2 separate regions of the Mus musculus genome follow, and region 1 is linked to region 2. Evidence: chromatin loops called from intact Hi-C (ENCODE). Cell type or tissue: heart. All regions are shown on one strand. Each heading gives the region's core, and the rest is flanking DNA. Links, peaks and the distances in the headings are about the cores only. Region 1 has its middle 64 kb from the start of Gm32142. Region 2 holds the start of Actr2 (ARP2 actin-related protein 2).

Region 1 (15,111 bases), core at 7,305-9,804, 430 kb after region 2:
TAAACTCTGGGGGGAAAGAGAGAGAGAGAGGAAGAGAGAGGGAGAGAAGGAGAAGGGGGGAGAGAAAGAGAGAAAGAGAGAGAGGGAGAGAGGGAGAGAGAGAAAGAGAGAGAGAGGGAGGGAGAGAGAGAGAGAAAGAGAAAGAAAGAGAAAGAGAAAGAAAGAAAGGAAGAAAGAAAGAAAGAAAGAAAGAAAGAAAGAAAGAAAGAAAGAAAGAAAGAAAGAGAGAGAGAGAAAGAGAGGAGATTTGTTGGATGTTTGTGTTTGGTTGGTTGGTTTGATTTTTTTTAAGACAGGTTTTCTCTGTGTAGCTTTGGCTATCCTGTAATTTGCTCTGTAGCCCAGGCTGGCCTCAGCTCTTACAAATGCTGGGGCTAAAGCACCACCACCACCCCCAGCATTGTTTGTTGTTGTCATTTTGTTTTTTGTTTTTTTTTCTTTTTTTAAAAAAAGATTTATTTATTTTATGTATATGAGTACATATACATAGCTGTACTGATGCTTGTGAGCCACCATGTGATTGCAGGGAATGAAGGTTGCTCGCTCTGGTCGCCCCCGCTGGCTCCGACCTAAAGATTGATTTATTATATCTAAGTACACTGTAGCTGTCCTCAGACACTCCAAAAGAGGGCATCAGATCTTATTCTGGATGGTTGTGAGCCACCATGTGGTTGCTGGGATTTGAACTGAGGACCTTCGGAAGAGCACTCAGTACTCTTAACCGCTGAGCCATCTCTCCAGCCCTGTTTTTTAATGAAGAGTTTAAGGCTACCTTGGAGTGTATGAAGAAACCCCATCTTACATATTCACAAAGAACAAAAACAATATGCAGTACTATTATTTACATTGGAAAGATAAACACTCATGTATATGTTAACTTCAATATACTTCATGTACATGAAGCTAGCTGAAGGGTTTGCCTCCTGGTAGGAAACTGAGAGGAAGGGAATGGGGTTGGGAGAGAAACTTACTTTCTATTATCTGTCCTTTTCTATTTCTGAAATGTTTCACAAGCATCTGTTGAAATTTAAGCTAAAAGTACTTTATACTTTCTTTCCAAATCTACCCAAGTATGCTAGGTCCTCTCTTTAGCTTATAAACGTGTTAATCTTTAGAGGCAAATCTTTGGATTGGTCTTTTTCTAGACTGTGAAGCCCTCGGAACACACTGCAGATATGCAGTGTGTGCATTCTGAGCTGCCATTTTGGATAAGTTTATTGTGAAACCACAGAGAGCCACAGTCCCCTCCTCAGTGTTCTTTACCTAGCTGCCCCACCCTGAACCTCCGTAGAAGCGCTATGCGGAGAGGTTGCTAGAACTGTGTCATGAGCACAGTTGAAAGACAGAGCTGTGTGCATGTCCCCTCTTTATACCATGGTGTGTTGTGGATGGGATAACGACAGACTGACATCCATTATAAAATAACTAATTGAGACTTTTAGCTCATCCATTTTACATTGCTGCACACTTAAAAGAATGGATGATTAGTCAAGTTTAAAGAGGTTGATACATATCTGTGGACAAACAAATGTTTTGGGTCCACTTGTATATGAGTAATTTGCATATAGCATTTTCCCAGAGACTGCAGAAAAAAAAAACCCAGTTCAAAATTATTATTGGAACCTGTAGAGGTTTAAAACAGTCTCTTTGGTCTTAAGTTGTTTGAGTCATTGGTTAAAGCTACCTCCTTCTGTATCCATTTTCCCAAAGACCAATGCACTTAGATCTTGTGGTTTGGGGAAAGCAGAAATGGCAGTGGGCAGTCTCACCCCATAACTTAAACAACTTGAGACCCAGGAGATACTTGGCTCTGCTTTTCTTCTTCAGCATCCTGGCCTGGAGGAAATGGCCCCAGGAGCTAGAAAAGCAGGCTGGGCTCCTTTGACTATTACCCCTGCCAGCTACTTTCTCTAGCTCTATAGTGCACGGCTAGCCCTGCTACCCTCTCCTGTTTCTGTGTCTGCACAGTCAGTGGCTCCTGCGATGCTGCCTGTCTCAGAGAAACCATGTTAAGGTTAGATGTACTCTCGCCAACTGCTTAAGAGCAACGAGGTTAAGTTTTGTGAATGGTGAATTTGAGCGTTTTCTGAGGAAGAACCACTATTATAGCCTATCTGCAAAACCTCAGGATACAGGGGTTGAAGAAGCCTTATTTCACAACTGTCCTAACATATATAAGCCTATGTCTCATTGTGCATAACAAGGAGTATATAAAGGCAAGGTATGTATTTTAACATTGTAACATGATACCCATGTGTCTACCACCCATTTTAATAAATAGAGCACTACCAGCCCCAAGAAATCCCTGTAATAACCATTTTTAAAATGCCTCTTTTGGTTTTATGTCCAGAAGTTTATTTTCCTGATTTTTTTTATTGTTTTATTCTTTTTTAAATGGGGATGGAATCCAGGCTTCTTCCTTGCAGATAAAGCCTCTATCACTTGCTTCTTTTCATTTTTGCTCTTACTTGTCTGTCTCTTTTGCATGTACATGCACATTCACCCATGTGCACATGCATGAGAGGCCAGGGGTCAGCCTCAGCTAAGGAGCCCCTTCCTGTTCTTTTCTTTTTGAGATAGGGCATCTCACAGCCTAGAACTCACCATGTAGGCTAAGCTGGCTGGCCAGCAATCCCTAGGGATCTACCTCTGCCTAGCTCAGCGGCACTGGGTTTGATAAGTCAGTGCCACTCTGCCTACTTTGTTTTCTTTTTTCTTTGTTTTTTGTTTTTAACTGGGGGTCAATTTCAGGTACCTGAGCTTGCAAGGTAAGCACTTTAGCAGCCAGCACCTTAGTAACTGAACTATCCTCCTCCCCGCTCCCTGATTACTTAAAAACAAAAACTTTATCTACCTGTCTGTCTGTCTGTCTGTCTATCTATCTATCTATCTATCTATCTATCTATCTACCTACCCATCCATCTATCTATTTACTTGTTTTTGTGTATATGTGTACAGGCAAAGGCTTGCATGCAACATGGCATGCATGTGGAGGTTACAGGAAACTTGTAGCAAGCAGTTGGTTTTCGTCTCCCAAGTGGGTCCTAGGGATCACACTCAAGTTGTCAGGCTTGGTACTGAGCCACGCAACCACCTGCCCTCTCCCTTTTTAATGGTAGTTTTTACAGTGTTTCGCTATGCTGCTTAGGCTGGCCTTGAACTTGTGATCCCCCCAGGTAAGTCTTCCATAGTAGGTAGGGAAGACACCTGATTTGATTGTTTGAATGCTTTCTGAAAAATATGTTGTCCAGTCTTGCATGTGCTTAACCTGCAAGTAGAATTCTGCTTTTTTTTTTTTTCATTTAATGTTCTCTCTTTTGAGATAACCCTGACCAACTCACTACTTTGTCTTCCCAGCACAGACCTCCAGCCAGCTACTTTTTGGATTCCTATATTTCTCTCCTGAGAAGTCCTCTGCTGGCAGATTTTTCTCCTCAGAATTGTTTGTTCACACCCCTGCTAAATAGTCATCTTAGAAAACTGAGGTCAAAAGCTGCTAGTGATGGCACAAGCCTTTAAAACTCCTGGGGCAGAGGCAGGAAGATCTCTGACTTCAAGGTCAGCCTGGTCTACAGATGGAGTTCCAGTATAGCCAAGGCTACACATAGCTAGGGCTACACAGAGAATCCCTGTCTCAGAAACAAACAAGCGAACAAAAACCAAAAGCAAAAACCAAACAATATCAACAGCAACAAACCAAATTCCAGAGCCAATGATGTAGCTTAGCGGGAGAGTATTTGGCTAGCATGGTCATGGTTTCCATCCCAAGAACCAAAAGCAAAGGGGAGCTAAGAATCACTTTCTGGAAGCTGAGTAAGATGGGTGGGTGTGTTCTCAGCTACTTGAGTGAGTTAGAGGCCAGCCTGGGCTATAGGATTCTATCTCAGGAACAAAACAACTTTTTTTTTTTAAAGTCATATTCAGTAGAATAAAATATATTTATGATATATTTAATTTAAATATTTTTAAAACCACACATAGGCCAAATATTTAATAGCTATTTCTAGAAAATAGTTATAGGTAATTTTTTTTCTTTGTGATTCCCCTTCCCCTCCACCCCCCAATTTGCAACAGATTAAGGGAAGTCTACACAGTTGGTTCAAGTCCTAGCCTGACTTTATTTTCACATCTCCCAGAGGTGGGGAGCAGATGAAGTTCTGAGTGGATGTCTGTCATTAATATGAGCACAGCTAAATCAAGGACCTGGATGCTTCAGACCCATGGGAATGCCAAAGCCTTCCTCAGGTCGGGCTCAGGGAAATGGAGAAATCATCCTCTGGTCCATGTGCAGATTAGGTAATGACTAAGCAGATTAGGTAGTGACTAAGCAGATTAGGTAATGACTAAGCAGACATAGAATGCTACATTATAAGCTCCTGGAACCGCAGAAAGCAGACTGTGGTCCTGCTAGGTAATGTTTATAACTGCGAGGGTCCCAGTGTTGGAAAGTGGTGATGAGCAGTGCAGACTGTAAGAGGGAATCCTGAGAAATTTGCTTTTGAAAACCTTCATCTCTACAACACCCCAGCCTTCAGATTTGGGGAACCTGCAGGTAAGGTTGCCTGAAATTTCTCAGTCCACCAGAAAAGGGGTACAGGCAGCTGGGCTCAATCACACCATGTACCTTCCTGACAAACTCCCAGTTTAGGCTTAGGCCTGCGCATACATAGGACTTTCTGAGGGCCACGAAGCTGTAAGCATTACTTAAGGTCAGAGTTCAGTATGCCAGTAATAAGCCATTAAGGATGGATTCAGCAGAGGCAAGCTTTTAAAGCAGCAGGATCCACAGCCAGCAGGGGTTATTTGGGGTGTACCTTTGTGGGAAATGACTGTTTTCAACTTGCCTGTGGAGGAGACAGTCCTAACCTGACAGCGCACGGGGAGAGTTTAAGCAACACTTTTGTCGCCACCCTGCCTTTGCTAAGCAGCACCCGGAATCTATCCCCAAAGCCCTTGGTGATGCTTTCTCTTGTCCGTCAGTCCTGATATCAAAAGGGAGCAGCACCTGCTGTCTAACCTGACTCCCACAGCTACTTCTCTCCCCTTCCATCCAACTTTGAAGAGGCCTCGTGTCTACTGCTTGCTTCCTGACTCATGATGGATATTGCAATTGCATCAGTTGCTTCTCACTGTGGTCATGATCAGCACCAGCGGCTTTCTACGAGGTGCACACATGCATGTAAGTAAACATATTTGGGCTAGTCTTGAAATAAAGCTTTTTAAAATCCTGGATTGCTTGACTGTTTCTAACTTGAAAACAGGAGTGGGCAGAAGAGGCCATCTTAGAGGAGCCGCTTAGCTGCACTCAGTCTTTAAAGTTAACAAAGGGAGCACTGGGAGATGGAGGGGTGGTCCATGGCAGCAGAAACTGTGGTGGATATAGACATACACACTACACATTACACACACACACACACACACACACACACACACACTTGCCTCTAATCTTTACCATGTGTCACTTTAGAATTCTGTGCCCTCCTTATTCCAATATTTCTTAAAGTGTGGAAGGCCTGCTAGATTCCTGCTTCTCCCCTCAGGCGTGTGTGTGTGTGTGTGTGTGTGTGTGTGTGTGTGTGTGTGTGTGTGTGTGTGTGTGTGTGAGATAAAAACCTGCTAACTCATTTGAACTAGAGATGAATCTCAATAGCATCAGTAAGTTTGCCCTAACTATGCTTCTATAAGCAGTGTTGTGGCGAACACCTTCCACTGCCAGGTGGGACCTCTACAAAGTTAATAGTTCCAGGAGTTCTAAAGGGAGGCTTATTAAGACAGGAAGTAAACAGCCAGGCAGCGATGGCACATGCATTCTGAGAGGCAAGTAGATCTCTGAGTTCGAAGTCAGCCTGGTCTACAGAGTGAGTTTCAGGACAGCCAGGGGTACACAGAGAAATCCTGTCTCAAAAAAAAAAACAAGACAGGAAGTAAACAACTCATAAATCTCAGAAATCCCTGAAACACACCAGATTCACAAGACTTCTCCCTCCCCAAGGTTATGAAAGCAGTAAAGTCTGGGGAAGAGAGAGACTCTTTCATTTAAGGAGCTGCAAGCAAACCATGGGAAAAGCTCCAGTATTTCAGCTTTGGTGAGTTGTCACCCATATTGGGGTGGACTTTCTGTGGCATGACTGCAAATGAGTAGTCCATGTTCTGTAAGTAACCCCAGGAAATTCATTGATTCAGTAAGTTGGCCCTTTGTGATACTTAGCTTTGCCCTGGGTAATCAGACATTTGTTTCTGTCTCCCCAAGAACAGCAGCACACAGCACTTTCTACTCAGACTTATGCACAGCAAATACGCAAGTGATCACAAAACGATCATAAAGTAGAAGCCAGGAGAGAAATAGATGTGAGAGGAAAAAAGAATAAGGACAGGAAGAAAGAGAGGTGTCTAATGAAGTGGTTAGTGTGTCAATACTCAAATCACCTGAACTATTGCTTAAGCAGCAAATAACCGATAGACCTGAGGGGAGACCCAGGAATCTAGCAGGCCTTCCACACTTTAAGAAATATTGGAATAAGGAGGGCACAGAATTCTAAAGTGACACATGGTAAGGATTGGAGGCAAGCCATAGCTCTTCCACCACGAGATTGCTAACCCTTATTTGGAGATCTTTCAGAGTCAAAATCTGTTCTTAGTACCATTATGGTATATACAATAATTCACTACATTTACCTATCTATAAAATGACCTCATAGAAGAATATATATATATATATATATATATATATATATATATATATATATATATATATATATATATATCTAGCTTCTGGAGAGATGGCTCTGAAGTTAAGAGCACTTTGCTGCCCTTGCAGAGGACCCAGGTTTGGTTCCCAGCACACACACAGCTGTGAGAGCAGCTTTCTTTGACTCCAGGGGATCCAATGCCTTCTTTTGGCCTTTATGGGCACCAGGCACTAACATAGTACACATAAATAATAAATACAAGCAAACACTCATCTGCATAAAATAAAATGTAGTACAGTAACCCAGATTAGGAGTAGTGGAGTGTTTTGTTTGTTTTTGCCACAGTGAGGGATCCAGCTAACATTGTTCACCTTGTACGAATCACTAGGCTGACAGTGAGAACACTAGGTCCCCTGCCCTGTATAGCTCCAGTGTAGTTTCAACACACGAAGAGAAAATGCATAAATGAGATGTGTGTTGCAAGAAGTTGCTGGCATAGTTCATTTTCATTAGTAGATTCTGGACCAGAAGGTAATCACGGAGTCAAGCTGTGTCACAATTAAGCTCCAGAAAGGTCTGGGTCCTAAGGTGAGCACAGTTAAGGAAAGCCCCAATGTGACCAGAGTAAACATTTGTCTTCATTTTTATCTTTTTCCCATTTTTAGAGCACTGTGGATTTCGGTTATCTCGGGATGAGGGTGGAGGTGGGGGAGTCTCACCCACTTCAAGACCCTAAAGCAACATTGTCTCACCAGTACTTGACTTATTTCAAAAGTGGGTGTTGGGTATTCCAGTATATTTGAATATGAATGCAACTGTTTTAAGCCCCAGGAAAACACCTCTGAATCCAGGAAGCCAAGAAGTCAAGGCAGTAGGGATGAAACAGGTTTAAGGGCCAGCCTGCGCTACACAGCAAACACTAGGACAGCCAGGATCAAGTATCGAGACTCTGTCTTAACAACACCAGAAACGAACAATGCATTTTGTAGGTAAGAAGATGGGTTTTGCCAGCGTGTTTGCTTTTTGGGGGGGATTTCTTTCAAATCCTAATGCATAACAATGGGTTAAAGTCTGTGAAGTGATTACTGGACAACAGCCAAAATATCGAGGCACGCCATAGCTCCTGGGAATGAGTACTGAGTAGGTGCACTCTGGCACTGCCTTAGGGTTCAAGGTGAGGGAGTGGGAGAGTGCAGAGGGACGTTTGGAGAAAGCTAAGATACACGCGTACTGCAAAGCCCGAACAGAGTCGTTCACACCAGTTTAAGAAGTGCCTTTTCCAGAAACCCAATAAAAGAACATGTGTTCTGAGGAGCTGTTTCAACCTGTCTACACCCTAGGCGACTTCCCCCACAAAACGGGCAAATCCTGGGCCAAAGTGATTGCCACGCCTTGCGTCTTTGGCTCCTGAAATCCCAGAGCACGTGCCCACAGGGGCTGTTTTAGCAGTGGACACTATGGACGCGGATCAAGTTTGGATCGTATCCACTCCGAATCGGTCCGCCCTGAGAGTGGGCTTGGCCGGCAGGTCCACTGGCAGGTTTCGCAAGGGGCCCGCCCGCGCGCCCCTCCAGCCGGTCCAGGGTTACGCCGCCAGCTGCGGTGCCCCGCCCCGCCCCGCCCCGCCCCGCCCCGCCCCGCCCCGCCCCGCCCCGCGCGGCCCGGCTCTCACACGGTTACTTGCGTGACTGACTCGGGCCGGGCGGGCTGGAGGACCGCGCGGGAGGAGGGAGCCAGAGCGCGGGCCCGCCCGCTCCTCACCGCCAGCCTCTCCTCCTCATTGGCCACAGGCCGGCGTCCATCACCCCCAGGTGGCGCTCGGATTGGCGGAAAGCGCACTTCTAGAACGAGGAGGGCAGAGTGACTCCGCGGGTCTCCCGCGGCTCCTTTTCTCCTCCTCCTGCTCAACGTCCACCCACCTCTCCCCACCCCCATCACTTCCCCCGCCCGGTGCTCTACAGTGTCCTTAGAAGACTCATTGGGCCAGGGGCGAAGCCAGCCACCTAGCGAGCCTCACTGCCATTGGTCTATGATCACGCCCGTCACGGCGGTACGCCCTGCCACTGGGCAGCCTCGCTGCGCTCCCGCCCCGCCCGCCGCCTCCCTCGCGGCTCTCCCCAGCCCCCTACCCCGCCCGCCTCGCCGCTCCTTCCCGGTCCAGCTGGGCGGGGACTGCCCTAGGACTCTTTAAAGTCTGTGAGTCACTGCACAACCTATCAATCCAATTAAATGTCTTGAGCGAGCCGAGCGGGCGGTGCTCCCCGCCGCCGGCCGCCCCTGCTCTCGGCGCCCCGCTATCCATGGCTGGCTGGCTGTATTCCTCCCGGTGCGCCCTCTTCCCGCATCTCGCCAGCCTCGGCAACTTCCCTTCAGCTAGCCTCTGCCCCCAGGCCGCCACGGCATGGGCTAGACCCCGAGCCGCTTCTTGCCGTCTCCCGTCCAGTCCGTGTGCGGTATCGCCCCTTTAGCCTGTCTCGCCCATCCCCGCCGTTTCCCCGACAGTCAGTCCATCCCTCGGTCGGCTTTCCTCCGCGGGGCAGCGGTGGAGGACCAGCGGGCTCCGTAGGAGCGGGAGCCCCCACCCCGCTCCTCCTCCCGCTCCTCCGCGCTCTCACTCGTCGGGATCCCCGTCCCACACCTAGGGACGCGCCGACCGACGTCCTCTCCCCGCGGCCGTACGACCCGCCCGGGGGCTGGACCCGGCGCCCACTTCTTCGCGGAAGGTGAGTACCGAGTGGGGTTTGGGGTGGGGTGGTCTGAAAAAATAAATAAAAAAAAATGTGGTGGCCGGGCCACTTTTGGGCAGGGCAGGGATCAGGTTGTGGCTGGAGGTTCCCGGTCGGCGTGGATGAGGAGGTGACTCCCTCCTTCCCTCTCTCGCTCCCCCTCTCCACCCCCCCTCCCCGCCCTTGACACCCTCCTTCTCCTGTCTTGCTGTACATGTAGGTATTGCCAGACTTCCACCAGCGGGGCATTATGCCGCCTGTGAAATAATTGGTGCTGGCATGCTCTCTGTCTTTTGAATGCCTAAGTGAGCAGTAATAGTCTGCGATGTGATCTGATAGACTGAGTGCCCCGCAGAAAGTGTAAAAATGCCTAATGGGGGCACATTTTCCTCTAAATCGAAGTTAACTTTCATTCAATAAAGGCAAAGCAAAAGGTGTTTGTAATTTGAGTGCATGGTGATAGAGGAGAATACTGGTTGCCTAATGGCTTAGTTTTTATTTTGAAGCAATTTTATAGGTTTTCTTGTGAAAAAAAATGTGAATTCAGTATTAAAGGTTCTGAAGTCTAAACCTGTTGGAAGAGAGCAGGTGAGAAGGGACTCCAGCATGGTATGTCCACTTCGGTTTTCTCTTGCTCTAGGGAGGCATTGCAACGCAGAATTCTGTCTTCGTCTTTATGCACAGAACAGCTTAGAGGTTGTTTCTTTGGGTATACAAATTTTGTGTTCTTGACTACTCTTTAAGCAACATTATTCTACAGAATTTCTTCAGTTTTTAATTTGGTTTCTCCATCTTAAATGCCTCCGGACTACGAATACCCACCACTACCTGTGTCACGAGAGTCTTGCTGTATGGATCTTTAGTATTTATTTTGAGGTGAAAGAATGATAAGAAATGGTTACTCCGAGTTGGCTTCCAGGGTTGCTGTTTAGAATTCATTAGTTTTAAGTCGCTATTACCCTCTTGAAATGGAGTTCTGCAGTAGTTGTCCACAAGATTTAAATTAGGCCAAACCAAACATATTTTGAAATATTAAAGTACAGCAAAGACCTCTTAGTAGTTCATTTTCTACTTCTCTTTCAGACTAACCAGAATAAGTTGTTACTAAATTTAATTTTAAAGAATAGACTGTTCCTGTACTGAAATCTGCCAAGTTGCTACAGAAAGATTTCTTTTTAAAGAGCAGAAATGTGGTTATGATCAGTCCAAAGTGGTGAAGTTTAAAAGTGACTTATATGTAAATGTTGCTTTAAAGAAGCACTTGTCACCAGCTTCAAGACCTTTCAGTATATTTCAGGAAGACCTACACAGAGCCTTTTTGAGTTGTTTAATAAATTTGCATGTGACTTTTTTCATGAGGCTGAAGCCTCAGAGCACAGGGCATCCTGCTGTCTGAATTTGAATTTTGCCAGTATCTTTCCCTCACTGGCTCTGTGACCTTGGACAAGTTTAAAATAATCTGGACCGTAGTGGTTTTCTCCAGTTGTTTCTCCAGAAAGGCTCCTCTTTAAAAGACCTCCCCTCCCCCAAAGATGAATAGAATGCTCGCCATCACTGCTGGAAGACAGGTATCTGCATAGACTTTCAGAGTGAAGTCACAGGGGCTGAAGAGATTGCTCAGTTGGTTGTCCATTTTCTGAACTCAGATTCTCAGTACCCACAAAAATGTGGCAGCCTTCCTGTAATGTCAGCACGGTGGGGTGGGGTGGGGGTGAGGCAGTGGAGACAAGGACTGTTGGGGCAAACTAGCTAGTTAGACTAGCCAAATTGGCAAGCACTGGATTCAAGCAAGAGACCCTATCTCAATAAAAGATGGAGAAAGAATGCAGCAGATACTTGATGCCAACCTCTAACCTCTCTGTGTACGTGCACATGCACGTGCAAAGATACAGGAATACTAATAAACATCCACTTGCCGTACACACAGGACAAGGAGTACAGCTCCCTCCAGAATCAGGCTGCTAGTGCCCATCAGGTGCCCGTCTGCCAGGGAGGCTCAAAAACCAACCAACCAACCAACCAACCAAACTAAACTCAAAACAAAATGCAAAGAGAGAGTTTTCAAATCAGGTTCTGTAGGTTCAAGTCTTAGTATTTTCTTTTGCCATTTGTGTGTCCTTGACCAAGTTACCGTTAGTTATTTCATCTAGAAAAGGAGGACAGTAGCAGCACCTACTCCATGTTGTTATGATGAGAGCAGATAAGCTCATATGTGCAGAGGTTCTGAAGTGTTTGGGATATCTTCCCGAGTTTAGCTCGTTTTTTGTTTCTTGTATACAGGTGACTTTTTAAAAGAAGTGTGTTTGTTTTGTTTTCCTTATTGCACTAGGAAATCAAATCTAGGACCTTGCCTATGTAAAAGTAAGTACTCCACCACTGAGCTGTATTCTTAGCCTCAGTAGTATATTTTTTAATGAAGGTAATAATCATTGCTGTTAATAAAAGAAGACTTTTATAAATATTCCTGATGTTTGAAATAGAGTTTATATAAAGCTTTAAAGAAATTCTATTATTAGAAGCCAGATATGGTGGCACACACCTGTAAGCCACCAGTAATCCAGAGGTAGAAACAGGAGGATTCCTGCAAGTTTAAGGCCATCTTGGTCTACATATAAGGTTCTATGGCAGCCAGGACTTCATAATAAGCCTTTTTCTCAAAATCTCTTCAAAAAGGCTACATATAGCTCAGTTGTTAAATCACTTATAAGCATGAGGACCTGAATTTGATCCCCAGACCCCACATTAATATTTCCTTATTTTATGTATACGAGTATATTGTAGCTGTCTTCAGACACACTGGAAGAAGGCATTGGATCCCATTACAGATGGTTATGAGCCACCATGTGGTTGCTGGGAATTGAACTCAGGACCTCTGGAAGAGCAGTCGGTGCTCTTAACTGCTGAGCCATCTCTCCAGCTCCAGAGCTCTCATTAAAAAGCTGGTTCTGGTGAGTACACGTGCAGTCATAGTACTGCAGAAGCAGCAACAGGCTGCTGTTCTCTGGCCAGCCAGCTTAGCCTACTTGGCAAGTTCCAGCCCAGTGGGAGGCATTGTCTCAAAAACAAAGTAGATAGTGCCTAAGCAATGATACTTGAGGTTGTCTCTGATTTCTGCATATATGCACACACATGTTCATGCTCACCTGCACACAGGAATATGCACACACACACACAAAGGAAGGAAACTCAGTTATTGGGCAAGACATACTGTATATACCTGTAACCTTGGTACTCAGGAAGCTGAGGCCAAATGATCAGAATTTAAGGGCTAGAGGGACTATATAGTGCGACATTGTTTTTGAAAAATGGCTTTGCTTCATTGGATGAGTTGAGTTGTCTACACTCTGTCACTTTTGTTTCTTTTTGAGATAAACTCTCACTCTGGTCCAGGCTAGTTAGTGTCAAACATGCTTAGCCTCCTGAGTGCTAGGATTTCAAGTGTGAGGCACCATTTTTGGCTTTCTTTCATTTAAATTTGCACAGTATCACGTGCCTGCCTCAATTACAAAATTGTTATAAAAATGGCATGATTGTTGCCTCTGGTGGCTTTCTCCTGGCTAAACAGAAGGCTTTGTAACAGTAGCGTTTCATTCCTGAGTCCATCGCCTGGTGCCTAGCAGAGCACATGGCATAGAAAGGAGCGAATAACCATGTGCAAGTGATTAAACAGGGTTTTCAAGTTGTTTATAAATAGCTGAATGTACAGTTAAGTCTGATACTGTAGAGACTGCTGTTACTTTTGAACTGAATTTTCATTTTATTTGTCCTATAGTGGCTCACACCTTTAATCCCAGCACTTGGGGGTAGGTGGGTTTTTTTTTTTTTTTAACTTTATTTTGGTGCTTAGAGAGTAAGTAAAATTTATAATTTATTTTCTATTAGTGGTTTTTATTTTGAAGACTATACTAAAGTACTCTGAAAAGGCACATCTGATATCTTCCTCTGTTACCTGACATGTCCAGGTCTTAATCATAGCCTTTTCTAACTTGTAAGCTTTCTGTCACTAAGTTGAATGCTATTCTTCATTAATGTGAACCGTACAAATTAGATCTTGAATGTGTCAAATGGTAATCGGATATAATTCTCTGCTTCAGAATTAATAAAGAGAATGTGTGAGTCTTCCATGGTGCCACTTCCTCAAGGACTGAAGCTTTGCTTCTGTTTCCATTCAGGAATAAAACTCTTTCTCTTGAACAGTCGTAATAATAATTTGCTGCTGAAGTAGCTACAGCAGGTATGTGGTAGGTATGTGGAATCAGTAAATGAGATGATTTTCAGACTTTCCCACATTTTCATAGACGTTACACAATTGGGAACCCTGTTACTTTTAAACAAACACACTGTACGGGCCACTGCCTGCATCGTTTACGGAAACTGGTTATTTTACTTGTCAGTACAATGTAGCTTGGTTACTGAGCCCTCTGAAGTTATAAAATGCATGAATTAAAAGAAGCATCTTCATTTACAAAATCAGGAGTGTGGCTGAGTTTTATAACGTAAAGCCTTCTTGAGGTCTAAGCTCACGAGGTAGCTCCTGTAACCAGCTAAGTCCGTGTATACGATCCCTTGTTTGATCAAATGATGCTACGTGGTTTTGTTGGCCATATAGCATTTTCATTGACTAAAATAATCAAATTTTAGAAAATGTCCTTCTTTATAGACAGAACCAGTTCTCATGGGCCAGGCAGCGCTGAAACCTGTGGCCTCCTGCTTTGGCCTTCTGAGTGTGGATCATGGCCAAGTGGCCACGTCTTGCTGTTTGTGTAGTTTTTCTTTTACTTCTTTGTGTAGCCTTGGGTGGCCTGGTACTTACACTGTGGACCACACCTATCTTGAGCTAATGGCAGTTCTTCTTGTTTTATCCTTTAAAATGCTCTGGTTACAAGCATGGGCCACTGTGTCTGACTTTGAAATATCGTTTTGTTATGTTTTGTTTCTTTTTGAGATGGGGTTTCTTTCTGAAGACCATGCTGGCATCAAACTCAGAGATTCATCTGTCTCTGCCTCTCAAGTACTGAGATTAAAGGTGTGTGGTATCCTGCCTGGCTTTAAAATATGTTTTTAAGGGTTGGAGAGATGGCTCAGTGATTAAGAACACTAGTTGCTCTTCTACAGGACCTGAGTTCAATTCCTGGCACTGACAAGATGGCTCACAACCATCCATATCTTCAATTCTCAGGGATCCGTAGTCGTCGTCTAATTGCCTTTGTTCATGCAAGCACACAGGTAAATGTGCAGGCAAAACAGTCACATAAAATAAAAAAATAAATCTTAAAAAAAAGTATTGAGCCCCATTCAATCCCTAATATCACTCCTTACCCAAAAAAGAAAAACAAACAAACAAACAAACTGTAACAGTAGACCCAGGCTTGGTGGGGAGACATGGCTCAGCAGTTAAGAGGACTGACTGCTCTTCCAGAGTAGCTGAGGTTCAGTTCTCAACACTCACATGGCAGCTCATTCCCGTCTATAACTCTGGTTCCAGGGCATCTGACACTCTCACACAAACATACGTTCAGGCAAAAACATTAATAAACATATAGTAAAAATAAATTATATACACACAAACACACATACACAGAGCCAGGCTTAAGATTTCTTGTCAAAACAAACAAAAGCAGAGAAAAACTTAAAAAGAAAGTCAAAGAAAAATTCATGCATTATTTCCTTTTAAAGGGAGCTTGGCTTTGGGACCC
Region 2 (15,111 bases), core at 7,904-10,403:
AAAGTGATTCTGTACATCTATAAAAAACTTATGATCCACAAACGAAAGCATGGCGTCTGTCTTTAGTCTGACCTTTTCACTTAATATCATCTCTAGCTGCACCTATCTTCCTGAAAATGACATTTCATTTTTTTATGGCTGAAATTCTACTATGACTATGCAGAATATTTTGTCAATTCATCTGTTGGCTATTAGAAACAGTACAGGAGTAATTTGACACAGGGCAATATAACTGTGTCATTTGATTGTTTACTTCTATTTTTTATCTTTTGAAAACAAGTGTTTGCAAGTGCCCATGTGCATACATGCAGACACTACAGGGTAACTTCTGGTGTCACCCTCAGACCTCCTTTAAGATAGGTCATCGGCTGTGACTTACCGACTAGACTGGACTGGACTGGCTGGCCAGGGGATGCCCTGTCTCTCCCTCTGCAGGACTGAGATTACAATCACAAGCTATCATGGTTCCATAGGTTCTAGGGATGGAACTCACGTCCTCAGGATTGTCGGAAATGTACTTTACCAATAAATCTCTCTCTTCAGCTGTTATGTACTTGCAGTCTTCTGAGGAATCTCATCAATTTCAGCAGTAAGTCAACAGGTTTACATTCCCACCAGCAGAATATAAAGGTTCTCTTCCTCAAATGTGGGTATTATTAATGTCCTAGTCAGTAAGATGGCTCAGAGGGTGAGGGCACTTGCTAATAGTCTGCCTGAGTGCCTCAGTTCTTTTAATTCCACAAGGTGGAAGGAGAGAACCAAGTCTTGCATGTTGTCCTCTGACCTCCACAAACCTATGTAATGTGAGCTTAAATCAATCCTGCCAAAATACCAACATCTTCACTGTCTCTACATCAGCCCTTTTGGAAATCATGATGAATCACTTTTAATTATAAATTCCCTCTCTAGAACATTCTGCTATCCAGAATTCTGTCTTTTTGAACAGAACTTCAAAAATGTTAAAATTGTATATAAAAGTAATTATGAAAAAAATGCCTGAAACTCAAATTTTTGAAATGCTTTGTTCCAAACTCACAAAGCTTAATCCTAGTTAGTTCACTGTCTCGCTACCAAAGCTGGGGCATTTTCAGATAAAGCTACACATTTCTAAAAGCATATTATATAGGTTGATATGATGGAACATGTTTATAATCCCAGCACTTAAAAGGACCAGCTTGAGCTACACACAACTGCCAAGCCAACCAAAATTTCATGCACAGTGAGATTTTTGTCTTAAATAAAAGTGCAATATAATCTTTCTTGGGCTCCCTCCTAAAGCCCAAGTCAGTATGGTCTTAGGGTATATGTAGTCAGATACCCTACTTGTTCAGTTGACAGTGTTTCAGAAGAGAAACCAAGAGTATAGACACAACCCCAAAGGAATGTTTAACAGAACTCAGTTCATAGTCCCACAATGTCTTCTTGAATAATTGATTGTGATCTAAAAAGACTTAGGAAAACAATTACCACAGAAGAAAGGAATAGCACCTTGCTGGGTGGGGCAGCTCAGGACTAGTTCTCCCACTCTGGAGGAGTCCAGGGCAGAAAGATTGCAGGTTCAAGGCCAACTCAGGCTATCAAAACCCAAAACAAATATATAAAATTTCTCACCCTTCTCCTAAATTATAACATTTCTGTTTCTCATGTCAAAACCCAGCTTAGTTGATAATGAGCTGAAATAATACAAAAATAAGAGGAAATATTCCCATCATATCTCTACCATAGACATATCTTATTACAAAATCTGCCATCACCAGCCTGTCATAATTTCCATATACATTCTGAATATATAAAGCTAAAATATTATTTAAATACAGAAAGTCAGAGGCTGGAGGCATGGCTCAGCAGTTAAGAGCACTGGTTCCTCTTCCAGAGGTTCTGAGTTCAATTCCCAGCAACCACATGGTGGCTCACAACCATCATTGTAATGAGATATAATGCCCTATTTTGGTATGTCTGAAGTAAATTAAAAAATAAAATAAAAGAACAGATATAGACATTAGGCAAGTCAAAAGTACCCATTTATCAGGATAAAATGTTCACTTATGTGGATATAACTGATCTCAAAAAAAAAATTAGAAATGTTTTAGCTCAGTGGTACAGTGCTTGCTTACCATACACAGGACAGTGGGTTGGAATAACAGCACTTCCAAAAGGAAACCAAAACCCAGGAAGAGAATGAATGAAAGACTACTCTACAGTTTATAACAAACATTTTCTGTGTAACAAATGTAAATGAATAAGTTTGTTACATGAGAAATCAGAAGTTTAAGAAGAGAGAGGGTACTGGGCAGTGGTGACAAACGCCTTTAATCCCAGCACTTGGGAGGCAGAGGCAGGCGGATTTCTGAGTTTGAGGCCAGCCTGGTCTACAGAGTGAGTTCCAGGACAGCCAGGGCTACAAAGAGAAACCCTGTCTCAAAAAAAAAAAAAAAAATAGGAGAGAGGGGTTTTGCTAAGGGTAATCGAAGTGAGGGAAGGAGACAGCTAAGGTTGATAGGTCTGTCATTTACACAACAGCAAAGGGTCACACCAATGTCTTTTGACTACAACTGTGCAGATGGGTAGTTCCTATCTTAAAACTCTTTTTTTCTTTTTAAGATTTATTTATTTATTATATGTAAGTACACTGTAGCTGTCTTCAGACACTCCAGAAGAGGGCATCAGATTTCATTACGGATGGTTGTGAGCCACCATGTGGTTGCTGGGATTTGAACTCGGGACCTTCGGAAGAGCAGTCGACGCTCTTAACCACTGAGCCATCTCGCCAGCCCCCTTAAAACTCTTAATTGGCTGGAGTTAAGAGCACTGGCTGCTTTTCCAGAGGACCCAGGTTCAATCCCCAGCACACACATGGCAGCTCATACCTGTTGGTAACTCTAGTTCTAGGAGATCTAATGCCCTCTTCTGGCCTCCACTACACAAGGCATGCAGGAGTCACCCATAAACATAATTTTTAAATATACATATTTTGAATTTAATGTACATTTTTAGAAACCGTGTTTGCAGGCACACACACTTGAGCTCTCTAGCACATTGTCCCCCTCCACTCCATGGGTCTCAGTAATCAAACTCAAGTTGTCAGGATTGGTGACAAGCACCTTAACCTGCTGATCAGCTCAAGGGCCTTTAACATTCTTGAGCATATTTTAAGTGGAAAAAAAAAATGTTTTCCAAGTACCTCAGAAGACAAAAATTGCGATCCCTGAAACCACAGGAATGAACAATTATAAACCACTATCACTGCTTTACCAAAACCAAAACCAAAACCGGACGGGGGAATTAGACTTTTCAATGAAAGTGACTCTAAGTAGGAAAAGGAAGATTCTAATAAACTACTCCTGGGGCTGGAAATGTAGCTCAGAGAGCAGAGCACTCATCTACTATGCACTAAGCCTGGGGTTTGCTCTCCAACACCTATAAACCAAACATGATGGCACACAAGAGGTGGAGGCTGGAGGATCAGAAGTTCAAGGATGGCTTTTTCCTTCTCTTCTTCCCTCTGACCCTTTCAGAGTTCAAGGTTATCCTTGGCTATGTGGCAAATTGGATGCTAGCCCAGACTCCAGACCCTTGTTTCAAAAGCCAACATCAAAACACCTATTGACTTCTACTCCGCCTAAGCAGCAGCTTGGTAGAAGCAGATGCTGCCTTAGAATCCAATGCCAACATTTCTCTAAGGAATCAGACATTCCACCAGAACAGTATAAACCAAGCTATCTCACACTATTACAAATCTGAATGCATTAAGATCCAATAATATTAAAATAACCAAATTCAATAATGTAAAATTAATTGACAAGCTATTCCTTCAAAAAAACTCAAAAAAGTGTTAAGTCATAACAAAATACAAAGAAGATATTCTTTTCTAGGCTACTCTGTGGTATCATTGTAATCACTGAAATCCGTCCTGCACGTCAATCATCTTAAGGCTGGTGACTGAGCTCCCTCACTGAGTGTAACAGGCAGTGTTCAAGAAACAGATTTTACCATATATAGCTTCTTCCTTGTAGCACTGTGGTTTGAGCAGGCTCTCTACTTCCTACTGAGTCATCAAACAGTAAGAGGTATAATGTTCCTTAAGACAAAAAGGAACAAACGACCTGTCTATATTCAATATCAATGCAACATTTTCCTTAAATAAGACTCAAAAACTTTCATTTTTAAAATATTTTATTAGTTTTTTGAGAATTTCGCATGTTTTGATCACATTCACCTTCCTGCCCCAACTCTTCCCCAGATCCACCACCCCACCCCGTCCCTTCCCACTCAACTGTCTTTTCCATCCAGGCTAGTTTGTCCAAAACTTCTTGAGTATGCAGTGCTCCGTGGGAATATGGGAAGCTGACTTATCAGGGGCTATATTGGTAGGGAAGATGTCCGTATCTCTCCCTCCACTCCCAGCAGCTAAATTCCCCATAGCTCCTTGCCTGGGGTGGAACTTCTTGCCTAACTCCCCTCCATGCCGGAACTTGCTCTGGCTTAGGTTTGCACGGTCTTGTACACGTTGTCACTGTTGAGTTCCTGTGCGACCAGCAGCACTGTTTCCTCGAGGCTCTAACCACTGCCTTGGGCTCTACCATTCTTTCTACTACCTTGTGTGCAATGATCACTGAACCTCTGGAGACAGAATGTCACTCTGTAGACCAGGCTACCCTTGAATTTGTGGTGATCCCATATGCTGGAAGTAGCACCAAGCAGGATTTTCTTGTCTTTTGAGACAAGGAGTCACACCGCCCAGACTAGAGAGATTAAATTCCTGATGCTTCTGCCTCTCCACCCCAAGCACTGGCATGACAGGCAGGCTCTACCAGACTGATATATACATATATAGAATTTTAGCCGGGCGGTGGTGGTGCATGCTTTTAATCCAGCACTCGGGAGGCAGAGGCAGGCAGATTTCTGAGTTTGAGGCCAGCCTGGTCTACAAAGTGAGTTCCAGGACAGCCAGGGATATACAGAGAAACCCTGTCTCGGAAAAAAAATTTTTTTAAAGATTTATTTATTTTATGCATGAGTACTCTATCTGCATGTACATCTTCCTGTCAGAGAGAGCATCAAATGGTTGTGAGCCCCCATGCAGTTGATGGGATAGGGGACAGTGGGACAGTGCTCTTAACTGCTAGGCTATCTCTCCACTTCCTTGCTGAGATTTTTAAACTCCCATTTGAGCTTCCTTGCTTTGTATTCTTTCCCTTAATAATTGGTGGTGCTTGTATTTCAACTTCATAGTGACCGTTCTTATTTGAGGCCAATGGTTGTTCTATTAGACCAAAGTCTTCCACATGGTGAAACTCAAGTTGTTTTGTTTTTACTTAAAATACTCCTAAATTTAACACATATGTTAGTAGAAGCATGATAAAACAACCACAAATGTGAATTTTAGCATTATAAATGTCTATGGACAATCATTAAACTTTATTAAGCATCGCGTCATCAACATGGTAGTCACTTGGGAAATCTGGTCAATGAAGTCACTGTTGAAGTCTGGTAATTCTGTATGTTAACACCAAGAATCTGGACTCAATTTGAAAGGAATCAAAATTCAGTTAAGAGGTATCCAGATGGACTGGGCAGTGGTGGCTCATGCCTTTAGTCCCAGCACTTGGGAAGCAGAGGCAGGAGGATTTCTGAGTTCAAGGCCAGCCTGGTCTACAGAGTGAGTTCCAGGATAGCCCTGGCTATACAGAGAAACCCTGTCTCAAAAAACAATAAATAAATAAATAAACAAACAAACAAACAAACAAATAAATAAAAGAGGTATGCAGACTTTTTACCTAAATGCCCACTTTCAAAGCCCTATTCTAAAAAGCAGGTTTCCTTCTCTGGGCTACTGAGACAAGAGTCTAGTTATGGATAATAGGAAAAGAGAGTGGATCAAGCATCTAGGTCATCAAAAGAACATTTAAAACCTTAATTTCTTGGGGCTGAAGAGATGTGGTTAAGAGCATTTGCTTTTGCAAAGGATCCAGCATCCAGTCCCAGTACCCACGTGGTACCTCAAAATCATCTCTAAGTTCAGTACCAGAGGATTAACCTCCCTTGGGCCACCAGGCACGCATGTGGTATACATACATATATGCAGGCAAAACACCTATACATATAAAAATATAACAAATCTTTACCTTTTTTCTTTAATTTTAACTTTTCAGGGCTGGGGGTACACCTCAGAAAGAACGTTTATCTTCCAAATCCTTGGATATAATCCTTAGCATCATAAAAAACAAACCAATCTACCTTCTTAAATAGCTCACATTTTAAAATCTAAAGTATACAAAAGGTAAATGAAACCACCATTTAATTAAGGATTTAAGATGCTTCTGTATCTACCTCCCATGAAATTACAAGTACGTACATTTGATAGTACAGTGCTGGGGATGGACCCTCCAGTTCCTCAAGCATCAGGCAAGCACTCTACTAACTGAGCTCCACTCCAGCCCCCATGAGTGTGTGACTAGATGGTAAGTATATTCATATGTCAGAGTGGGGGAGACTGTATGCTATGGTGCACATCTGGAAATCAGAGGACAACTTCAAGTGCTGGTCCTCATCTTTCACCTGTCCTTTGCTGTCCACTGCTGCATACAGCTCTAGCTTGCCCAAAAACTTCCTGGGGTTCTCCTTTCTCTGTCTCCCACCTTGTGGTGGAAGCACTGGTGTTACAGTGCCAGCTCCACTCCACGTGGGTCCTGGAGATTCAGTCAGGTGCTTATCCACTGAGCCATCTCCCCAACCCCTTTTCTATTACTGTTTTAAAAAATCAAGTCTTAATGTCTTCTCTAATATTTAATTGTAAAGGCATCATTATAACTTCAGGTACCTAAGTAAAACTAAGATGAACAAAGAAGAATAAATAGTTAAGAAACAACCCAAAATCTAAGTAGCTATTAGTCGTCAAGTTTTCTTAAAAGACATCACAATATTCCTAACTGCGTTACGATTTAAATCAGAACTAGCTGATGTATATGAGGATCCGACTATTTCATTCACAGTCAAACATATCTACAAAAAAAGTGAATAAAGTTTATAAATAATTACAAAAATAGATATAAAACTTTTTTCTCTGTGTATCCTTGGCTGTCCTGGAACTCACTTTGTAGATCAGGCTGGCCTCGAACTCAGAAATCCGCCTGCCTCTGCCTCCCAAGTGCTGGAATTAAAGGGGCGCGCCACCACACCTGGCATAAAACTTTTTTTAAAATCATCTCCTTTCACTTATGCCATAGTAGCTGATCTTTTTATCCTAAGAAACAGATTTAAAAAAAAAAAAATAAAAATGGATGGAGTCTCCCTATGTAGCCATGGGGATTTGCCGGTTTCTGCCTCCCAAGTGTTGGCATAAAAGATGTATGCCATCACTTCAGCCCTTTTTAAAACACTTTTAAGACACTGTTACTTTAAGTGTTATGTCTGTTTACTTGAGTGTTTGTATATGTATCACATGTATGCCTAGTACCCACAGAGGCCAGAAAAGAGCACTGAATACACTTGAACTAGAATTACAGAATAGCTGTGAGCTGCCACACAGATGTTAGGCATCAAACTTGGGTTCTCAGCAAGAACAACCAGTGCTCCTAACTGCTGAGACGTCTCTTTGGTAGTAAGATACTTTTTTTTTTTAATAAGTACTTTTATAAGAATTTCTGAAAAGTTTAGCATTTATAATTTAGCTTAAATATAGTGTAACAATACAGGCTTTGCTTTAAAAACCTTTTTCCTGATAATTTAGAAGCTTTATAAAATTGTACCATTTCCCTCACTGCTTTATCCTTTATCTCAAAAAATGAGATGCATTTTATGTATCCCTTCATGAAGTCTGCAAATATAAATATCTCTAATGAGCACATAAATGGGGTTGCTTAAAAACCTTTAAGTTACTGAATCTTAGGGCTGTTACCACAGCAGTGGTATGGATGTCCCTTTGTATTGTTACCTATCCTATTCTAGCCCAGATTTAGCTTAAATGAAGCTAGTACAATAATTGTCAAAGTTTGTAACAAATTCAACCAAGGGCACTATAATGGCAGTGAATACCAGCTCCTTCCCCTTTCAACAATCTGGCTTCAAAGGTGTAATTCAAGTAAAATCTATTTTAATTTGTGTGTCGTCTCTGTGGCAGAGAGGAGAAAAGTCACAAAATGTTGCAAATCGCTAAAGGAGTCAGAAACAGTTGCATCTTCAAAACTGGAACTTTGATGCTCCACCCTTTTAACTGGGGATAGAAAGAAACCAGTTGCAACGAGTTTTCTGAATCAGAACTTTAGGCTTATTTTGACATTTTTAGCATCTTCAAGACTAACGTGTCTATCCTGTACTTAACAGAAAAAAAAAATGAAGCAGAGGAGGAACCAGAAATGATCCAACTTCCCACTAGAATTTACTTGAGAGGTCCTAGGTCTATAATAGGGCGGCATGCAAAGCAAGAGGTGAAGCAGGAGCTGCTGACCATCCCCCTCTCTCAAAACCACAGACGACAAGGACAGCCCACACGCTCTCCCGGGGCAGACTCCAGCCGCGGCCCGGGGCCTGACAGCACTTCCTCTTTTCTCTGCGGAACCCGTTTCCTGCCTCGCATTCGGCATCTTTCGCTACACAGGAAGAGGAAGGCCGCTAGGTCTTGTATGGACGAACACAGGCGAGCCTCGGAAATGGAGACCTCCTCGCCACCGAGGGACAGGGCCTCTCACCGTCTAGACCCATCTCTCGGCACGCCGGCGGATGCTTGCGAGCGCGCGGGGACAGGTTCCGCCGCCTTCGGGTGCAGCGCGGGTAGCCTAGCTCCGGGCCACCGGCTCCGGGCCGGCCGGCGCCCCCCGAGAGCTCGCCCGCCCGCGCGCCTGCCCGCGCCCCCGAAGCCCAGCCGCGCAGCCGAGGGGCCCGCGCGCACCCCGCACACACACGCGGCCGCCCCGCCGGGCCTTACCCCAGTGCCGTTGTCGCACACCACCACCTTCCTGCCCTGGCTGTCCATGGTTCGTCCTGGTGAGCCGCCGCCCGGCCTGGCCTGCTTCCTCCTCCACACGGCCCCGCCCTCGGCCCGCCGCTCCGCCCAAACCGGAAGTCCCCGCCCGGCAGCCGTTCCAAGAGGGCGGTGCAGAGAGAGAAAAGAAGAGCGGGGACTGGCAGCCGAGAAGGCCAATGAGAGCTGTCCGGCGCGGACCCGGGCGCGCCCTCTCGCCTCGTTCTGCTTCCGGGGCTGCGCTTGGCTGGTGGGGCGGCGGCTCTGACCAAGTTGTCTCGGGACCTAGGGCGCGGCCGGGCCGGCTGTACAGGAGGCAGGCAGGTGAAGGCCGGAGGGTGTGTGGCGGGACGGCAGTGGAGAAGGGTGGAGCAGCCGGCTAGGAAGACCGAAAGCCACCTGGAGGTCCCGAGGCATGATGTGTCATTGCTCCTAGGCCTGGGTGGATACACCTACAAGTTTCAAACCTCCGGTTTATTCCACACCTCCAGTTGCATGCAGCCCTAGGAGCCTGGCGGGATGCTTTCGTTTCTTTCTGCTTCACCACTTCCCTCTTTGATTTTCTCAAACAGGAACTCACCATGTTGCCAAATGCAGACTTTAAAATTGAGGTCCTCTGTAACCTCCCTTGGAAACAGGGACAAGTGTTACACGCACCTCTTTAAGAAATTGAATATGCACCCGGGCACTGTTGGCGTTCGCCTTTAATCCCAGCACTTGGGAGGCAGAAGCAGACGGATTTCTAAGTTGGAGGCCAGCCTGGTCTACATAGCAAGTTTCAGGTCAGCCAGAGCTATAAAGTGAAACCCTGTCAAAAAAGAAAGATAATGCTTTCACTTAGCGCATAGTGGTGAACTTGCTTTCAATCCCAGCACACAAGTAGAGGCAGTTGGATTTCTGTGAATTCCTGGCCAGCCTGGTCTATTTACAGAGCTAGTTCTAAGACAGCCAAGGCTACAACAAAGAAACCCTTTCTCGAAAACAAAGAACAAAACTCTTTCCTTTAATTTTAGTTTAGTTTTGTTTTCTGAGACAGGGTCGCATTGTCTATCCTTGTGTTAAAACTAAGAATATTAAGTTAAAAAGACCAAATCCATGATTGTCCAATTGGAGCAATTTTGGGGTACACCAGGACTGGCCAACCACCTGTCTCACCGCTGCCGGTCGCTTGAGGTCCGTTTTATGGGCGAGATGTGAGCGAATTGTTAGATACAGTGAAAGGGAAGAGTCAAGGGTCAGAGTATATGTCATGTGAATCCCAAGTTTAGCTAGGCTGAAAACTTGTTTTGCAGTTTACATCAGACCTAAGAAACAGAAACTTATTCTTTTTTGTTTGTTTGCTTTTGTTTGTTTGGTTGGTTTTTTTTTGTTTTTCGAGACAGGGTTTCTCTGTATAGCCCTGGCTGTCCTGGAACTCACTTTGTAGACCAGGCTGGCCTCGAACTCAGAAATCCGCCTGCCTCTGCCTCCCAAGTGCTGGGATTAAAGGCGTGCGCTACCACGCCCGGCTTCGAGTGTATTTGCTTTTATTGTACATTTTTTTTCTAAACTCTTTGGCACAGTTTTCTGGGGGCATTCCGACTGCCACAATACAAGTCAGGAGAGAGCTTGTTTATGATGCCAATTTCAAGCATTTAAATTTTGGTTTGGGTTGTGGCTTTTTCTGTCTTTGAAGTCTGCATTTACTTTGTAACAACTGTACTTTTATATTTCTATATCCTCTAACTCCAGAACTTCAGTTAGTTTATGAAATGCAACATCAAACCCCTTTGTTTTCTGGGAAAAAGAAACTGCAATGACTTGAAGTTGAGAATGTGGGTACCGCCTCACTCACACACACTCATTCTCAGACTGTGAAATCCCCCACGCGCCTTCTCAAGGGCACATAGACAGTACCAAGTGCTACGGTACAGTGAAGGTGGGCTCAAGACCCGGGCTCCATCTTTCTCCTCAGTAGCAGGGGCCAGGCTGCCTTTCACAACACAGCCCCACAGGTGAACCCAGGTCCTCCTCTCCCAAATCAGTCACCCATTCGGCACCGGCCAAGACAGGAAAGCTAGTTCTAGCCTTCCCTGGGAAGAGACAGCTTTTTTGTTTTTCATAAGTAAGTAAATCCATTGTTTCTCTATTCCAAGATGGCTGATGTTATGTTTTCTACAAACTCAGTGCTTACTTAGCTCATGTCTAACAGGGCTGCTGCTGTTGGCTGTGGCAGGATTTTCAGTGTGGTGTTTTCAAGCCTCACTCATCCTCCCATTCCCAAACATTCAGCATTCGTGCACACTCCTCACTTCCGGGTTTTTTCAAAAGATTGGAGATTTCCAGTGGGGGTCTCAGGTCATCATCTCAGTGGTACCAAATCAAGCCTGGTTCTTCAGAGAAACTTATTCTTAATTACAAATAGAAACCTTAACTTGCAAAGACTTTAACACAGGAGAAACAACTTATCCTTAACTGTCTTACTGTAAACAGAAACTTTAACTTGGAAGGTATAGTGTCAAAAGTTAACTTCCAAGTGTTCTAACACTTGGCTGACTAGGAACTCAATATGTAGATCAGGCTATTCTCTGGCTCTGACCCAGCTTGTTACATCTCCCTGATGATTTTGCACACAGTCAAGCAGATAGTGGTACTCTGTACTAAATGAATTACAAGATGGTAGTGTATCCTATTTAATTAAATTTTAGGCCTAGCACTCCCTTAGACTTCTAGGTAAAGTATGAACCGATACCTTACTTAATCTTACTGGCAACACTTTGCAAATTTCAGTTTTGTTACATATGTTACTATTTAAACTCAAGTACTGGTTGTTGATGCTTGGTGTTTCTAAGTTTAATATTTTGTCATTGGGCCAGCAAGATGACTCAGCAGGTAAAGGTGCCTGCTTGACCCAAGGTCAATCCAGTGCACTCACATAATATGTAACATATAATATATAATATAATATGTATATATACATATATATTGTATTAATATATAATATATAGTCTATATATTGTTCTTGAGGTTCTAATCACCAAAAACGAAGGCCCTGACCAGAGCAACAAGAATGTGTTCAAATTCAAGAATCCTTCCGATTGCTCAAGTGACACTCAATACATCTGCTTACAGTCACAAGTGTCTTTAGCCTAAATACAGAACGCTACAGCTCCAACTTGGTGATTGGAATCTGGATATTAAGAATAACTTTGCTATTGAAAAGAGAAGAAATAAGCCAGGGTTTTGGCTCCCATGTGAAATGTTTGCCTACTATGCACCAAGCCCTGCTTCCATTCCCAGCCATAAAACCATTCAGCTATCTCAGCAGGGAGTTAGAGGCAGAGGGAGAGAGAACAAACATAAGCCTGTGGGGGCAGAAATAAATTTAAATCTAGTGGGAAATTTAAAAAGAGACTTTTGCGTGGCTAAGCCTCCCACAACAGTGTGTGAGACAACGTTTTCACAAGCTGCTTCAGGCCTTGAAAGCTAGCAAACAATTCGATGTGAGCCTGGGCTGATAACACTGTGCTCAGACTTGCTCTGCTGTGAGAGAGGCCTAAGGCCTTTTCTATCTACTTTTCCCTAAGAGTCCTCTTCTCATCTCTTCTTTTTTCCTGAGATAACTCTCATTCATATCTCAGCCTGACCTCTATATACAGCGAAGGCTGAACTCTCAGCCTCACATTCTTTTTTTTTTTCTTTCCGAGACAGGGTTTCTCTGTGTAGGCCTGGCTGTCCTGGAACTCACTCTGTAGACCAGGCTGGCCTCAAACTCAGAAATTCACCTGCCTCTGCCTCCCAAGTGCTGGGATCAAAGGCGTGCGCCACCACGCCCAGCTAGGCTACAGCCTTATCCTGGTAGTGACAGAGCAGAAGTCAGCTTCCACCGAGGTCCAGATCCAGGGCTTTGAGTTGGCCCACCTCAGAATCTACCTCATCTATGAACTGTTGAAGCATATGAAAGGGCCAGTTCTACAGATCCAAAGCTGCAGGACTCCATGACAGTGGGCAAAAACAGACTATCAGAGAAGAGTCCTGGTGAGGATTCAGTATTGACGCGGTAGCAGAAGTCAGAGACCTTGAACCACAGCAATGACTCATGGCAATGAACATTTGCAAGTAAATAAGGTGGACAAAAGGGTGTCCAGTGTGACGCACTGTGACACACTACAGCTTCTAGGACAAGATGTTTTCTATGCTTTGTTTTGTTTATTGTTTGTTTTTATTTTCTTTTGTGGGGTGGTTGCAAGGACAGGGCTGATACAAAGAGGTGAGATGAGTGGGGTCGGGGTGCATGATGTGAAACTCACAAAGAATCAATAAAGTTAAAAAAAAAAAAAAGGCATCATTCTCTGTTGCCTGACTTGGGATGCAGCGTCTCCACCATAATGCACTGGACACTTGAACTAAGAGCCAGCACCCAGTTAAGCTGCAGTTGTCACAGTATTTTATCACAGCAACAGGGAAAGTAAGCAAGACAATGGGTCGCATGGGTCAGTGGCGATTCCTAACTATGACAACCCTCCAAAAATATTTGCATTACGAGTCATAAAAACAGTTATGAAGTGGGAAAAAATAATTTTATAGTTGGGAAATCACCACAACATGAGGAACTGAATTAAAGAGTCTCTGCATTAGGGAGGTTGAGAACCACTGCTAGAAAGCAACATTTCCGTTCAGCCCAGAAGTGTTGGTAGTGCACTTTGCTACTAAAACTCCTGACAGGAAGAGCACACTCCCTGTGTGTTCATGTGGAGATGACCTCTGATATGAGCCTTCAGCACCTGAATGACAAATGACTTTGTCATAGGTGCTCTGACTGACTTCCTTCCAAGTTGTTATAACACAAACATTACTGCTCTTTGTGATGCTGAGGAATCAAACCAGGCAAGTCTCCACTACTGCATCTCAACTTTCTCATTTTATATTCTAAGCTATTTTATTTCTAATTCTGTGTGTGGTGGGGGAGTGCAAGGGTGAGTACAGTGCCCTTGGAGTGCAGAAGGAGGCAGTACAATCTCCAACATCCCTTAACTTCCTTATTTTATAGATGAATACATTGACACTACTGAAATGGAACCATGGGGGTTCTTTGGAAAGTCACTTGTCTTGGGTGGTGTGGACAGTGTTTTGTTGGGACAAACACGTGAAGAAACATTTTGAAGCAGACACAGGTGAAAGTCTAAAGGAGACTCATGAAACATCTCACTGCCGCAGACACTGATGAAAGGATGCTCTGCTAAAGCAAGCACATGAAAAAGACATGTGATGGAGGATTCTTCACTAACAAACACATGTATTGGTCCACGTTACACTGCCAGCCTCCTGGCATCTTTATTTACCAATCAGAACCAACTGGGGGCAGGACCCCTCAGAGCAGACTCTTGTACAAATAATATGGGGACACAAATTAACACAAGAATGCAAGCAGCCACAATCATCATCATACTTAAAACATTAATGTTTTTTAAAATGCTGAGTGATTTAGTCTTTTTTTTTTTTTTTTTTTGGTTTTGGTTTTGGTTTTTTGAGATCCAGACAGGGTTTCTCTGTGCAGTCCTAGCTGTCCTGGAACTCACTCTGTAGACTAGGCTGGCCTCAAACTCAGAAATCTGCCTGCCTCTGCCTCCCAAGTGCTGGAATTAAAGGCGTGTGCCACCACTGCCTGGCGAGTGATTTACTCTTTGGTTAATATTATTTATTGCTATTACACTAATAGATAAAAATTATTTGTGAAGCATTACATCTTGAGGACTTTAAAGACAAGAGTTTTCTAGAAATCTTCTGGTGCTGACTGTAGAGCCCCTACACTTGTTTCTGTGCCTTTGGGTTTTGTGCACATTTACAAATTTTGCTAGTATTGTGTTTCCTGTACTTAGAGGTAGTTCAAATAGTTTGTCCATTGTCTTAGTTTCTTATCCTGCTGCTGTGATAAAATATTCTGGGGGATGGGAGCTGCTTTAGGGGAAAGGGCTTACTCTAATTGTAGGTGTCAGTCATCACGGTGGGGAAAGGTGTCAAGAGCTTGAAGCAGTTGGTTGTACCGGGTCTTGCTTCAGCATGGGTTAATGTATTCATACTATTGCTAAGCTCACACTCTCATTCTTGTGTAACCTGGCATGTCTGCTCAAGGAATGGTTCTGCTCAGAGGGGGCCATTTCTTCCCACTATTG

The links. A loop is a pair of places that touch in the nucleus more often than their neighbours do. Peaks named below come from ENCODE experiments on the same cell type or tissue, not always from the same donor. Only the 100,000 strongest peaks of a DNase experiment are listed, where the experiment ranks them.
Region 1: a loop joins it to region 2, with 5 times the contacts of the local background. A loop is called at or near these places in 2 of 42 quality-filtered maps.

What each region holds. Positions count from the first base shown.
Region 1 is chr11:20,534,349-20,549,459 of GRCm38, forward strand. It overlaps a transcript of Sertad2 not described here. Among named protein-coding and RNA genes, the nearest start is that of Gm32142, 64 kb to the left of the region's middle. In heart, for the core only: a CTCF peak has its summit at 8,481 (motif pointing right); DNase peaks (open chromatin) are centred at 8,523 and 8,623; H3K4me3 peaks cover 2,311 bases; H3K27ac peaks cover 2,288 bases.
Region 2 is chr11:20,103,882-20,118,992 of GRCm38, forward strand. Actr2 (ARP2 actin-related protein 2) reads right to left here and starts at 9,070. Exons shown (of 9, transcript NM_146243.2): 1 at 8,924-9,070. The coding sequence starts at 8,971. In heart, for the core only: no CTCF peak of the experiment used is centred there; DNase peaks (open chromatin) are centred at 8,560 and 9,090; H3K4me3 peaks cover 2,453 bases; H3K27ac peaks cover 2,290 bases.